Regions from separate parts of the Homo sapiens genome. Here all the other regions are linked to region 2. Evidence: chromatin contacts called from ENCODE Hi-C or POLR2A ChIA-PET data. All regions are on one chromosome and are shown on one strand. Each heading gives the region's core, a stretch centred on a gene start or an enhancer-like site at or near the end of the contact. The rest is flanking DNA. Distances are from core to core; before and after follow the strand shown. Region 1 overlaps MICAL3 (microtubule associated monooxygenase, calponin and LIM domain containing 3). Region 2 holds the start of SLC25A18 (solute carrier family 25 member 18). Region 3 holds the start of MICAL3 (microtubule associated monooxygenase, calponin and LIM domain containing 3).

Region 1 (4,026 bases), core at 945-3,444, 330 kb before region 2:
ACAAAGTCCCACAGTTAAAATGTGTTTGTTTTTCTCAAACCCCACCTTATTTCATAAAAGATTTAAAGGTCATCATCCTAACTTCTGTCTGAACTTTACCCAGCCTTCTATCCCAGACTTTCCTTTCAGCCATTCTGCTCTTAGGTAGGAATTTGTTACTTGATATTTGATTTTCTTTCTGTTTGACTTTGTAAATTTCTGCCAGGTGCGCCATTTATATGATACTGGCGAAACAAAAGATATTCACCTGGAAATGGAGAGCCTGGTGAATTCCCGAACCACCCCCAAATTGACTCGCAATGGTGAGTTCTGGTGGTGGCTTTTTAAAATGCAGGCAGCCCCTTCAGAGAAGTCTATACTCATTCCCTGAGCCACAAGGTGCGGTCCGAGGCAGTGGCCGAAGTACTGTCTGAGACAGTGGCTCTCAACCCAGGGTGATTTTGCCCTCCAGGGGATACTTGGTAGTTGTCTGGGGACATTTTTGATGGTCATGATTGGGGGTGGGCAGGAGCCAGGGATGCTGCTGAACATCCCGCAGTGCACGAGACAGGCCTCCACCACACGGAATTACCTTGGCCTGAGGTGTTACGAGAGCACAGAGAGAAACCAGGTACAGACGCGGGGCAGAGGGGAGAGAGGGAGAGAGTGTGAGAGCTAAGGTTTCGGGAGAAGACTTTGTGGAAAAAGTCTTTGGCTGGGTCCTGCAACATAGCCAGGATTCAGTGACAGGTGAGGACCACTCCAGATTTTGTATGTATTGAAGGCCCTGAATACTTTTTTGAAAGAGAATGACATGAGTACACCTGGTCAGCCACACGTGAGAGGGGTTGGAGGAGGGAAGTACCAGAGGCAGGGAGACCAGGTAGAAAGACCTCGCCATAGTCAGGCTGAAGGTGGTGGAGGCCCAGATCTGGGCCTGATGCTGGGGATGAAGAAGGGAGGAGGCAGTGGAGGAGACCTCAGACTTTGGGCCAGGTGCAACTGGGTCCCAGGCCAAGCTTTGCTGCTGGTGAATTGTGCGGCCTCGAAGAGGTGATTGAATAGCTCTGAACTTCGATTTCCTTGTCTGTGAAGTGGGGGCAGCAGTGTCTACCTCACATTGTGATCATGAGTGCCGGGCCTGTGGTGGATGGTCATTGCCATTGTTGGTTATGTGAGAGAGAATGGTAAGGAGGTGAAGTCGATGGGCAGGGGCAATTGATCACCTTGTGGGGCAAGAGGTAGGTGTTTGTAGATGGTGCTACATCAGCGTAGGCAAGGCAGAGGGAGGGCTGAGAGGGTTGAGAGGTTTGAGTCATTTGGACATTGTGAATTTGACGTGCCATTGGGATGCCAGGGTGGATGTGAGGACCAGCAGGCAGTTGGAAACATTTGCATTTTTCTCCACTGGAGCGTCTTCTCTTTGAAAGCAGAGAGTGTATCTTTATTCACTGTTTTTATTTTAGAGCATGGAATATTGAAGTTGCCTGTTACATATTGGATGGTTGGATATACACATAGGAGACAGATCTGAGTAAAAGCTCATTTCTGAGCCAAGAGATGGCACCAGAAGGTGGTTTTATGTGTTATCGCAGAATACATTTTCATGGCGAAAAACCTAAATGAAACAGGATTTTCATGATACTTGGTTTTTAGCTTATGTTCACAAATTACTAAATGACTTAGTACAAACTTCAGTTGCCCTCGGTAAGGGAACAGACTTTCTTGGATATAAATAGTTCATAGATTCTTTTGAATGGCCGATATCAGAGCTCTTCTGATGTGATTAATAATAGGATTTTTAAAGAGGCTGTTCGGGTTTTAGAAGACGTTTCAATGAACTGTAAAAAGCATCCCAGCACATGTGTTTGCCTATTCAGTTTCTCAGGGTTGAGAATTCATAGTACAAGGTGCCAAGCTCTGTTCGGGGACTGTCTGGTCTGGGGCCCCAGGGTTGTCAGCGGAGCCCTGCAGGGCTTCTTCTCTTGGCAAGTTATACAGTGCCTTGGAAGTGCAAGGGCGAGGCCTGGGTGCTTTGGGTTGAACGTGCCACCCTATAGAATGGAGCCTTTTCTCCTCTCCTCTTCCCAGTGTTACTTTGGAGGGGGTAGGCTTCCTCAGCTAGGTGCCAGCGACTGTCCGGGAACTCAGAGCTGCTGTAAGCCAGGCTGGCCACACAGTAGGTGGCGCTCCTCCACCTCAGTGCCGTGGGGACAGCAGGTTGTGGCTGTCAGGCTGTGGTCCCTCAGGGTACTGGGGGGTGGACGTTGACCTTAGAGTCTGGATAAACTAGTAGTTTCTTTTCTTAGAATTCGCTGTCATGATACCATTTGCATAACCTTGTTCCTCACTGTTTTCTTTGCATGGAAACTAGTGTTGACTGTTTCGTCCCTACCCTCAGTAATTTTTCAAAGGGGACATGTGTCCTACAAAGAGGATTCTCTGTCAGCATTACCAGGTGACCACACCTCCAATAATACTGTGTTTTGTTGTTTTAGAGTCTGTAGCTCGTTCAAGCAAACTGCTGGGTTGGTGCCAGAGGCAGACAGATGGCTATGCAGGGGTAAACGTGACAGATCTCACCATGTCCTGGAAAAGTGGCTTGGCCCTTTGTGCAATTATCCATAGATACCGCCCTGACCTGATGTAAGTTGTGATCAAACTTTGTGTTTTTTTATACTCCTCAAGGATCTCAGACCACTCTGCTATCAAGTAACATTTTGTCCTTTTTCCTAGAATGAGGTACATAGTAAGATACTTTCTCTAGAAGGCAGTGATTTTGATTTCACTATATTTGAAACTCTGTATGTCATGTATTATATAGCTCAACCCAGGAATGATTTTTATTTTTGTTTTTTTCCAATTTTTTTTTTTGTGCTCCTATAGCTGAGTTTTAAAAATCACAACACTCATAAGTCAAAAACTGGTTTTGACACCCACCTGGGCCTGTTAGCTTCCCACAAAGGAAAACTGTTTATTGGCCCCGGTTGAACTCTTCATTTCGGCCAGCTGTCTCTCAAATTCTATGGGTCACAAGGGAAACCTGGCTAGAACATTTGGCCAGCTCAAGGCAAATGTGTCACTACTAACAAAGCAAAACATCATGAACAGTTGACCAATTTATGATGGTTCATTGGTATTTTCTCTGTGTTAAAGACTGCGTTTTTTACAGACATACTCTGTTGTCCTACCCACCTATCCCAGTGACATCTCCTTTGGCCATTCTCCACTCACCTGTCTACAGAATCAGAGTTCTAGGGTGACCCCAGGTCAGCTGCGGGGACCAGCACACCCAGGTTCCCCCATCGGCATTTGTTACCACGGAAGCCAAACCGAAGGATTCAGAAGCAGAGCATGTTGCATTATTTTGGTTTCCTGTCCTTTTCATCATTAGGTCCACTTAAGGGGCCAATTTCTGTTTGTTTTGTTTAATGATTGCTTAAGGAATCCTACAAGATATAGTTGCTATTTATATGATGGTTATAAACTGACAAGGCAAGAGCTGGTAAAAATAGCCTTGTGCAGTGTGGATTACAAATGGGGATTTCTGGTGTGCTTGGATGGAGGTAAGTGACCTCTGGTGCTCCTGTCACTTAGCTCACCCAGAAGTTGATAGCAAGTAAGTAAAAATAGGGCTTATTCACTCCTGCCAAAGAAAGGGGGTAGGGCAAGGAAGAGCAGCTTGGGAAAGATTGTGATCAGTGGCAGAGGATGGGCAGGTGAGTCAGCTCTGTTCCAAAGGGAACAGGCAGAAGTGGTTGAGGGAGCCTAGCAGGTGGGGGTGGAGGGGCGCCTGGAGAAGGTTAGGGGACCGTCTTCTAGGAAGGCAAAGCAGCACAGGGACAGCGCGGCACTGTTCAGCAGCAGTGAGGTCATAGTTTCAGAGGCTGAACCTATGGTGAGGAGGAGTTTGAGAAAATGGAAAATGCTGTGGGATCCTAGATTAACACAGAATTAAGGGCTGCTGGGTTAACCTGAAGTCATGTAAAGAAGAATGCGATCAGTCTTCTGAAAAGCAAGAGGCTTAAACCCAGTAGGAAATGGCCA
Region 2 (3,755 bases), core at 281-2,780:
GAAATAAGAGCATCCCGAGGGAGGGCTCCTGGGCTCAAGCGATCCACCCACCTCACCCTCCTGAGTAGCTGGGATCACAGGTGCACACCATCAACCTGGCTAATTAAAACAATTATTTTTTTGTAGAGGTGGGGCCTCATTATGTTGCCTGGGCCTGATTTTTTTTTTTTGGAGACAGAGTCTTGCTCTGTCCCCCAGGCTGGAGTGCACTGGCTCAATCTTGGCTCACTACAACGTCCATCTCCCAGGTTCAAGTGAGTTTCCTGCCTCAGCCTCCCGAGTAGCTGGGACTACCACACCTGCTACCACGCCTGGCTAATTTTTTGTATTTTTAGTATAGATGGGGTTTCACGTTAGCCAGGATGGTCTCCATCTCTTGACCTCGTGATCCGCCCGCCTTGGCCTCCCAAAGTGCTGGGATTACAGGTGTGAGCCACCGCGCCCCAGCCAACTTAAGTCCTTTCTAAAAATTTTTTTTACTTTATATAAACTGTTTGTATTCTTTTTTCTATGCTATGCCTCAGGTTTGAAGATGTTCAGCTCAGATTACCTGCATCTAAGGACCAAAATGTAAATGCCAGGGCCATTCTTCCAGGTCAGTTTGCATCAGAACCATGCAGGTTGCATCTGTTGCTAGTTACAAGAGAGAGCTAGGCCCTTCTTCAGTTTAAGGTCTTAGGCGGGATGCCAAAATCTGCATTTCCAGCAAGTTCCCAGATGATGGCCAGGCTACATTGTGAGAACATCACAATAGATCATGTGAGTGAGAATGATCAGGGCAGGCTGAGGTGGTGGGGAGAGGAACACCATCACTTCTCCCAAGCTGCAGTTTCTGCAGATCTACGCTGCCTTTGGGAAATGTTTAGCATCACACTGGACATAATTACTTGCGCTGCATTTTCTGAATTACACAGTCTTCGTCTTAGAGTGGAGCCAGGGCAAAAGAGGAATTCAAGCTGGAACAAGGAGTCCGAGAAGACGCGACTGCTGGACAGAACAAGCGATGAAGCCAGTCCCCAAACTGATGAGCCCGCAGCTCCATCCAAATTAAATGGGCTGAGAACACCAACACTCCACCCTCCCGGTACGATTGCATGGCAGGGAGGAACCAAAAATATTTTTCCTTCATCTGCTATCTCAGCTAAGCAGTACACTCTTTCTAGCACCTCACTAGAGTCCAGTTTTTCTGTATTCTGTATTCACAATACAGGTTTATTATGAACTCTGAGCAGATGAGGCTATTTTTCCCCCTTTTGGTTTCTTAGTAACTAGGCAAAGTACAAGGCTCACGGTGGGTATTTAATAAATACTTACTGACAACTTGCCTGCAAGCGAGTCGACGTTCATCTCAGTTGTTGAGGCACTCACGGGCCAGGCTTCACTCGACTCTTCTCACTGCCTACTCAGTTCCTTCTCAAAGCAAAGCCCGTGGATATATCCAAGGAACTGGCTTCATTGCTTTTAAAAATTCTGTCCAGCTTTAACTGGCTAGAATAGGGGTCCTCGTCCTTGTCATATGCTGTCCAGAATGAAGTCCAAATCCAGGATTCTGGGAGCATGTCATGCTTTCTCGAACCTGCAGGAGTCTCAAGGGCACCTGCATTGATATGCATGTCATGGCTGTAGAAGGGGGCTGGCATTGCAGCACACAATAGCCAAATCTGGGGATTTTCCAGATGCCTTCGCCTTCTTGGCTAGTATTTTTCACTGAAGGTTTTTTATAAAACTGCTTAAGGAAACTAGGGGAGTGAGCATTGCTAGCAGAAAGGGGACTAAAATAGATGCACAGAGGTCCCTTAAAAGTCCAAAGGAACACCACGAGGCCAGGGAAACATCTGCAGGGTCAATGCAGAGAAATCAACAGCAGTTGTGGGGGAGGACAGTGAAGGCAGCCACACAGCAGGCAGCTGCTGCTGGGTCACCCAGGGCTCTGCCGCGGCTCCATGAGCGCCCAGAAGGAAAGGTCCCATGATACCTCTTGCATAACAACTGCATGACATAGGCCGTTCACCTTCCAGGAAGATTCCAGGGTAAAGATCAGCCCCCAAATAGCCCGTCTGGATGGTTATTTTCTCAATTCCGTTGGTAGCACTCTCAGAGAACATAGAGTATAGCAAAATGGAGCCCACAAAGGGGCTGATTTATAAAACTTGCGTTGCCTTTCCTTCCAGTAACACGAATTGGTTTAGAGACAAGAGACATTAATCTTTAACAAGAGAAGCACCTATGGATGTCTCCAAATGTCAAAATAGAAAGTTGATCAGAACTTTTGAGACTAATCTACAGTAACAATGTATAGCTTCCTGTCTCCCTAAATCTTGCCCGAGTAGCTTTTATGCTCTTATTTTAAGAAGCTCACTGTGTAGGATTATCTGTGTAAGATATATTTACCCAGGATGCTTAACAAGCGTTAAACAGTAACAGTTCCAAAAATAGAGCCACATTTACACTGCCTACTGCACTGTTTTGAAACAGTTAACCAGTGGAAGATGCTAACTTTTGGTACATATATTTGTTGCTGGTTTTGGCCCGAAGAAGATAAATCTGGAAGCACTCTAAATGGCTAAGTTCCTTATAAAAAATAAAGGCCGGGCACAGTGGCTCACGCCTGTAATTCCTAGCACTTCGGGAGGCTGAGGCAGACAGATCACTTGAGCTCAGTTCTAGACCAGCCTGGGCAACATCGTGAGACAAAAAATTAGCTGGGTGTGGTGGGGTGCCCCTGTAGTCCCAGCTGCTTGGGAGGCTGTGGTGAGAGGACTGCTTGAGCCCGGGAGATTGAGGCTGCAGTGAGCTGAGACCATGCCACTGTACCTAGCCTGGGCAACAGAGTGAAACCCTGTCTCAAGAAAAATTAAAGCCTATCTTTTTTTTTTTTTTTCATGTTGTGAGAATTTAATAAGTCAATGAACATAAGGTGCTTAGAACCAAGCTTAGGGTATGGAAAACAGAGAATAGATGTTTCTTGTTATTCTTTTTTTTTTTTTAATTTATTTTTTTATTGATAATTCTTGGGTGTTTCTCACAGAGGGGGATTTGGCAGGGTCATGGGACAATAGTGGAGGGAAGGTCAGCAGATAAACAAGTGAACAAAGGTCTCTGGTTTTCCTAGGCAGAGGACCCTGCGGCCTTCCGCAGTGTTTGTGTCCCTGGGTACTTGAGATTAGGGAGTGGTGATGACACTTAACGAGCATGCTGCCTTCAAGCGTCTGTTTAACAAAGCACATCTTGCACCGCCCTTAATCCATTTAACCCTGAGTGGACACAGCACATGTTTCAGAGAGCACAGGGTTGGGGGTAAGGTCACCGATCAACAGGATCCCAAGGCAGAAGAATTTTTCTTAGTGCAGAACAAAATGAAAAGTCTCCCATGTCTACTTCTTTCTACACAGACACGGCAACCATCCGATTTCTCAATCTTTTCCCCACCTTTCCCGCCTTTCTATTCCACAAAACTGCCACTGTCATCATGGCCCGTTCTCAATGAGCTGTTGGGCACACCTCCCAGACGGGGTGGTGGCCGGGCAGAGGGGCTCCTCACTTCCCAGTAGGGGCGGCCGGGCAGAGGCGCCCCTCACCTCCCGGACGGGGTGGCTGGCCGGGCGGGGGGCTGACCCCCCACCTCCCTCCCGGACGGGGTGGCTGCCGGGCGGAGGGGCTCCTCACTTCTCAGACGGGGTGGTTGCCAGGCAGAGGGTCTCCTCACTTCTCAGACGGGCCGGCTGGGCAGAGACGCTCCTCACCTCCCAGACGGG
Region 3 (3,669 bases), core at 780-3,279, 460 kb before region 2:
GACATTTAAATTAATGTTTTTTAAAAATCCTCAAAGGAGGAAGAATTTCCCACAAAGTTATTTTTAACAAAAAGCAGGATGCACTTGTGTGTCTGTGTGTGTGTGTGTGTGGTTTTATCTCAACTTAGTTTAAAGCTAGAAAGCTAGAAAAAAGACTGGAAAGAAATATGAATATTACTAATGGCTTTCTCTAGGTGATGAGATTATGAATGCTTTTCTTCCTTTATGTTTCTATATTTTTCAGTTTTTCTAAAATAAACGTTTTCGCCTAGTGCAGTGGCTCATGCCTGTTATCCCAGCACTTTGGGAGGCTGATGAGGGCAGATCGCTTGAGCTCAGGAGTTTGAGACCAGCCTGGGCCATGTGGCAAAACCCCATCTCCACAAAAATTAGCTGGGTATGGTGGTGCATGCCTGTAGTCCCAGCTATGCAGGAGGCTGAGGCAGGAGAATCGCTTGAACTTGGGAGGCAGAGGTTGCAGTGAGCTGAAATTGCACCACTGCCCTCCAGCCTGGGCAATAGAGCAAGATCCTGACTCAAAAAAAAAAAAAAAACTCCAGCGTCAAAAATAAAATAAAATGAGAAGTAGGAGAAATTATTAGAGATTCTGGACCTTTTAGGGCATTTTTCCCTAATATCCACTCAGGCCGTGCCCAGATGGCCTTGCACCTTCAGCTGTGGCATCAAACAAAACTGGGAATTGCAGCTTTACCACTTATCTCGCTGCATAAGCTTCCACAAGCAAGTTACTTACTGTTTGTGCTTTTAGGTTCTTAATATGTAAAACAATGTTTTACATTAAAAATTAAATGAAATAGCTCCTGAAAAGCCCAGTCACATTGTCAGAGCTCAGTAAAAATGTGTTCCCTTATTCTAGTACTGGGGCAGAACACCTGCAGGTTTGTAGGTGGGGAGACAGTGGACAGAGTGGCTGGGTGATGAAGTGGGGCTCTAGAGGATGAGCAGAGATTGCCTCTGAGCCGACACCCTGGCCCTGTCAGTTCCCGTCCTCACATGATGGACATGAAGGGAACACGAATGAAGCAGATGATGATACGGTTAAGTAAATACCACCTGGGACCAGAGAGAGCCCTTCTCAAGGAGTCGCCAGCCCAGAGTCGGCCCTCTTCTGAGCTGGCCGGCTGGAGTCAATCTGCTTTGGACAACACAGCTTCAGATGGAGATAATACTGAGGCCAATGATCCTTGAAGACAAAATAATCTCTGGGCTTCTTTCTGCTCTGATTATAATGTTGCAATTATACTGAGCAGATGCTGATAGGAATTTGGTCAAATCCATCCCGTCTTCCATCTAACTTATTTTAGTGCCTGGTGGATTTCTGTCCAGCTCCACGGGCTGTGGCAATGCCGGGGCTGGCTGGAAGTGTGGAAGGGGCTGGCTGGAAGTGTGGAAGAGGCTGCCCGGGCTCCGGCATCAAGAGGTTTTCTCCGGTGGGGAGGAGTGCGCGATCTGATCCTTGGAGCGCTTGCAACTGTAGCCCTCCCCCAGGGCTCTGCGCTGATCTCCAGGGTCATCATCATAGTAACAGTAAGAACTTCATTTTATAGCATTTTTCAATCTGTAAGACAACGTCGTGTCCTTTATACCGTTGAAATTTCAATTTCACGACTACTCAGATGTTACGCGACTTGCTCAGTATCCAACACTTGGTTCCTTCACTGGCTCCCGGAGACCTGGGTGCTGAAGCCACTGCAAGGAGGTGTGTGCTCGAACACACAGCGAACACCGACTGCGTGGTTAGCAGGATTCGCTGGGGAAGAGGCCTCAGGAGAGTGCTGGAATTTCCAACCTTCGAGGTGCTAGTAACGTGTGTCGAGGAAGGGGTTGGAGAAGGGGAGAAAATGAAAAGAAGGGGAGAAAATGAAAAGATGGGGAGGAGGAGAAATGGTTTGGGTTTGGTTTTGGCTTGAGCCTCACCCAAGCGTCCCACGCCGCAGCTCCGCGGCCTCCTGGGGGCGCCCGCTCGCGTTGCCACGGCGCTCGCGCGGAGCCGCAGCCCGCCCAGCCAGCAGCGCGCGCTCCTGCAGCCCCGGCGGAGTCCCGGCGGGGAGCGCCCGCGTAGGCAGGCACCCGGGGCAGCCCTCCGTCCTCGCCGCGCGGCCTGAGAACCCCTGGGCCCTGGGCGAGGGGGCTGGGCTGTGCAGCCCCCGAGGCTAACTGGGCGGGATCGCAGCTGCAGGGGTTGTGCGAGCAGCCACGGCGGCACCTGTGCCCTGCGGGCACCCACCCTGCCCCTGCCGAGGCAGGCGCCCACCGCCGGCGGTGATGCGGCTGTGAAGCCCTAGTCGGTGAGTACCCTCCAGTCCCCCTGTGGGCGAGCGAATCTAAATGACAAGGTTATGTGTTTTGCTGGATGTCTTCTAAGAATCATTTATTTAGATTGCTTATGGTGGGGAAGCGTTTCCTTTGTGACATCTTTGTGTTTCTCGGATCTATTTCGTTTCCCTCTAAACGCAGCCCTCTCTCCCCTAGTGGGAAAGACACCCAGTATCCGTGTCTCGATCATCGCACGACACCCACCAGTGCGGATGCCACGTACCACACACTCCCCAGAGCCTGCCAGAGAGCAGGGCTGTCTCCCAGCCACGTCCACCCCATTTTCATTGTGCTTCTATCCCGCAGGCAAAGGAAGAGCGTACCCAGGCACCCCCGAGGTAGGCCAGGTGTCAGGACAGCCAGCAGGCCCTTGGCGAAGCCGGGTCCGCTCTGGCTAGCTCAGCGCGGTGAACCCATGAGCTCATTAGGAGCAGCGGCTGCTTTGCGCGGGGAACGCCGGTTTCCCTGCGGCAGAGGGGCCCTGCACCCGCCCGCGGCGCGCGGTGGTGGCCCAGGACCAGTGGCGCACACGCTTGCGCTCCCAGGCTGCAGGGCGCGCTGCGCCGGCGCAGCTCCCGGGCGTGTGCAACAAAAGGACGGCCAAGTTCATTCCCTCCTGGAAGCAGAGGGCGGGGCCGCATGACTTCTGGAGGCTGCATGTGTCTTAGAATCAAATGGTTATGACTCCATAGCAAAATGCTTTCTGTGTGTCAAGTCCTCTCCGTGCCTGCCAACCCCTTCCCTCCTCTCTCCTCCCTAAAATGCTTTCTTATTGGTCTGGCACTGTGATCAACTATTTAGAATTTTCATTGTAAAGAAATGAAAAAAGGGTGAAACCGAGACAAGCTGTAGGCTGAAAGGCTGGGCCCTGTGGTGCTATTCATTAGCTCTCAGGCCTGGCTGCTGGGGAGATTTTTAGAAATCCTGCTACCTGGGTCCAATCCCTGGAGATTCTGACTTAATTGGTCTGGGATATGGCCCAAACACTGGGATTTTTTAAATTTTCTTTTTGTGGGGAGGAGTGGTGGTGGGAAAATTTGGAGTGCATACTGGATTTTTTTTTTTTAACTTCCCAGGTGATTCTAATGAGCTAAGATGGCCACCCACCATTCTAATCAATCAGGGTGACATTTTTCCAGGTGAACTTGGTAATAGTTCAGTCTCTCAGGCTGCCGTTGGAGGGCAGGGTATGCAACTGTCATAAATGCCTACAAGCTACAGGCAAAGAGAGCTGGCAGGGCCTTGGGCTGCTCCAAGAAGCTCAGGATGAAGGCAGTGTCTCAAACGAGGGAGGGATCATCACTCTCGGAACAGGTCCCTTCACTAAATGAA

Evidence for each region. Hi-C counts contacts between places; a loop is a spot of excess contacts on that map. ChIA-PET counts read pairs that join two places held with the same protein, here RNA polymerase II (POLR2A). Pooled maps may share reads with other maps.
Region 1: a pooled map shows a loop between it and region 2 (2.5-fold over the local background). The contact joins the enhancer-like site here to the promoter of SLC25A18 in region 2. A Hi-C loop is called at or near these places in 1 of 168 maps with a recorded cell type or tissue (K562), 2 of 37 single-sample maps with no recorded cell type and 5 of 50 pooled maps.
Region 3: a loop to region 2 is called in a map of ovary, with 6 times the contacts of the local background. The contact joins the promoter of MICAL3 here to the promoter of SLC25A18 in region 2. A Hi-C loop is called at or near these places in 2 of 168 maps with a recorded cell type or tissue (breast epithelium and ovary), 1 of 37 single-sample maps with no recorded cell type and 4 of 50 pooled maps. POLR2A ChIA-PET finds 5 or more read pairs at or near these places in 1 of 52 experiments (OCI-LY7).

Annotation. Positions count from the first base shown.
Region 1 is chr22:17,890,084-17,894,109 of GRCh38, reverse strand. MICAL3 (microtubule associated monooxygenase, calponin and LIM domain containing 3) reads left to right here. Exons shown (of 32, transcript NM_015241.3): 11 at 206-302; 12 at 2,478-2,625. Among named protein-coding and RNA genes, the nearest start is that of MIR648, 89 kb to the left of the region's middle. Within about 2 kb of position 2,194, at least 13 of the 41 ENCODE cell types and tissues checked have a DNase peak (open chromatin) inside an H3K27ac peak, as active enhancers do.
Region 2 is chr22:17,561,273-17,565,027 of GRCh38, reverse strand. SLC25A18 (solute carrier family 25 member 18) reads right to left here and starts at 1,530. Exons shown (of 11, transcript NM_031481.3): 1 at 1,315-1,530. LOC105372850 (a long non-coding RNA gene) reads left to right here. Exons shown (of 3, transcript XR_001755420.2): 2 at 525-759; 3 at 915-1,331. RefSeq lists a silencer at 1,465-1,759.
Region 3 is chr22:18,022,921-18,026,589 of GRCh38, reverse strand. MICAL3 (microtubule associated monooxygenase, calponin and LIM domain containing 3) reads left to right here and starts at 2,029. Exons shown (of 32, transcript NM_015241.3): 1 at 2,029-2,309. RefSeq lists a silencer at 1,892-2,301.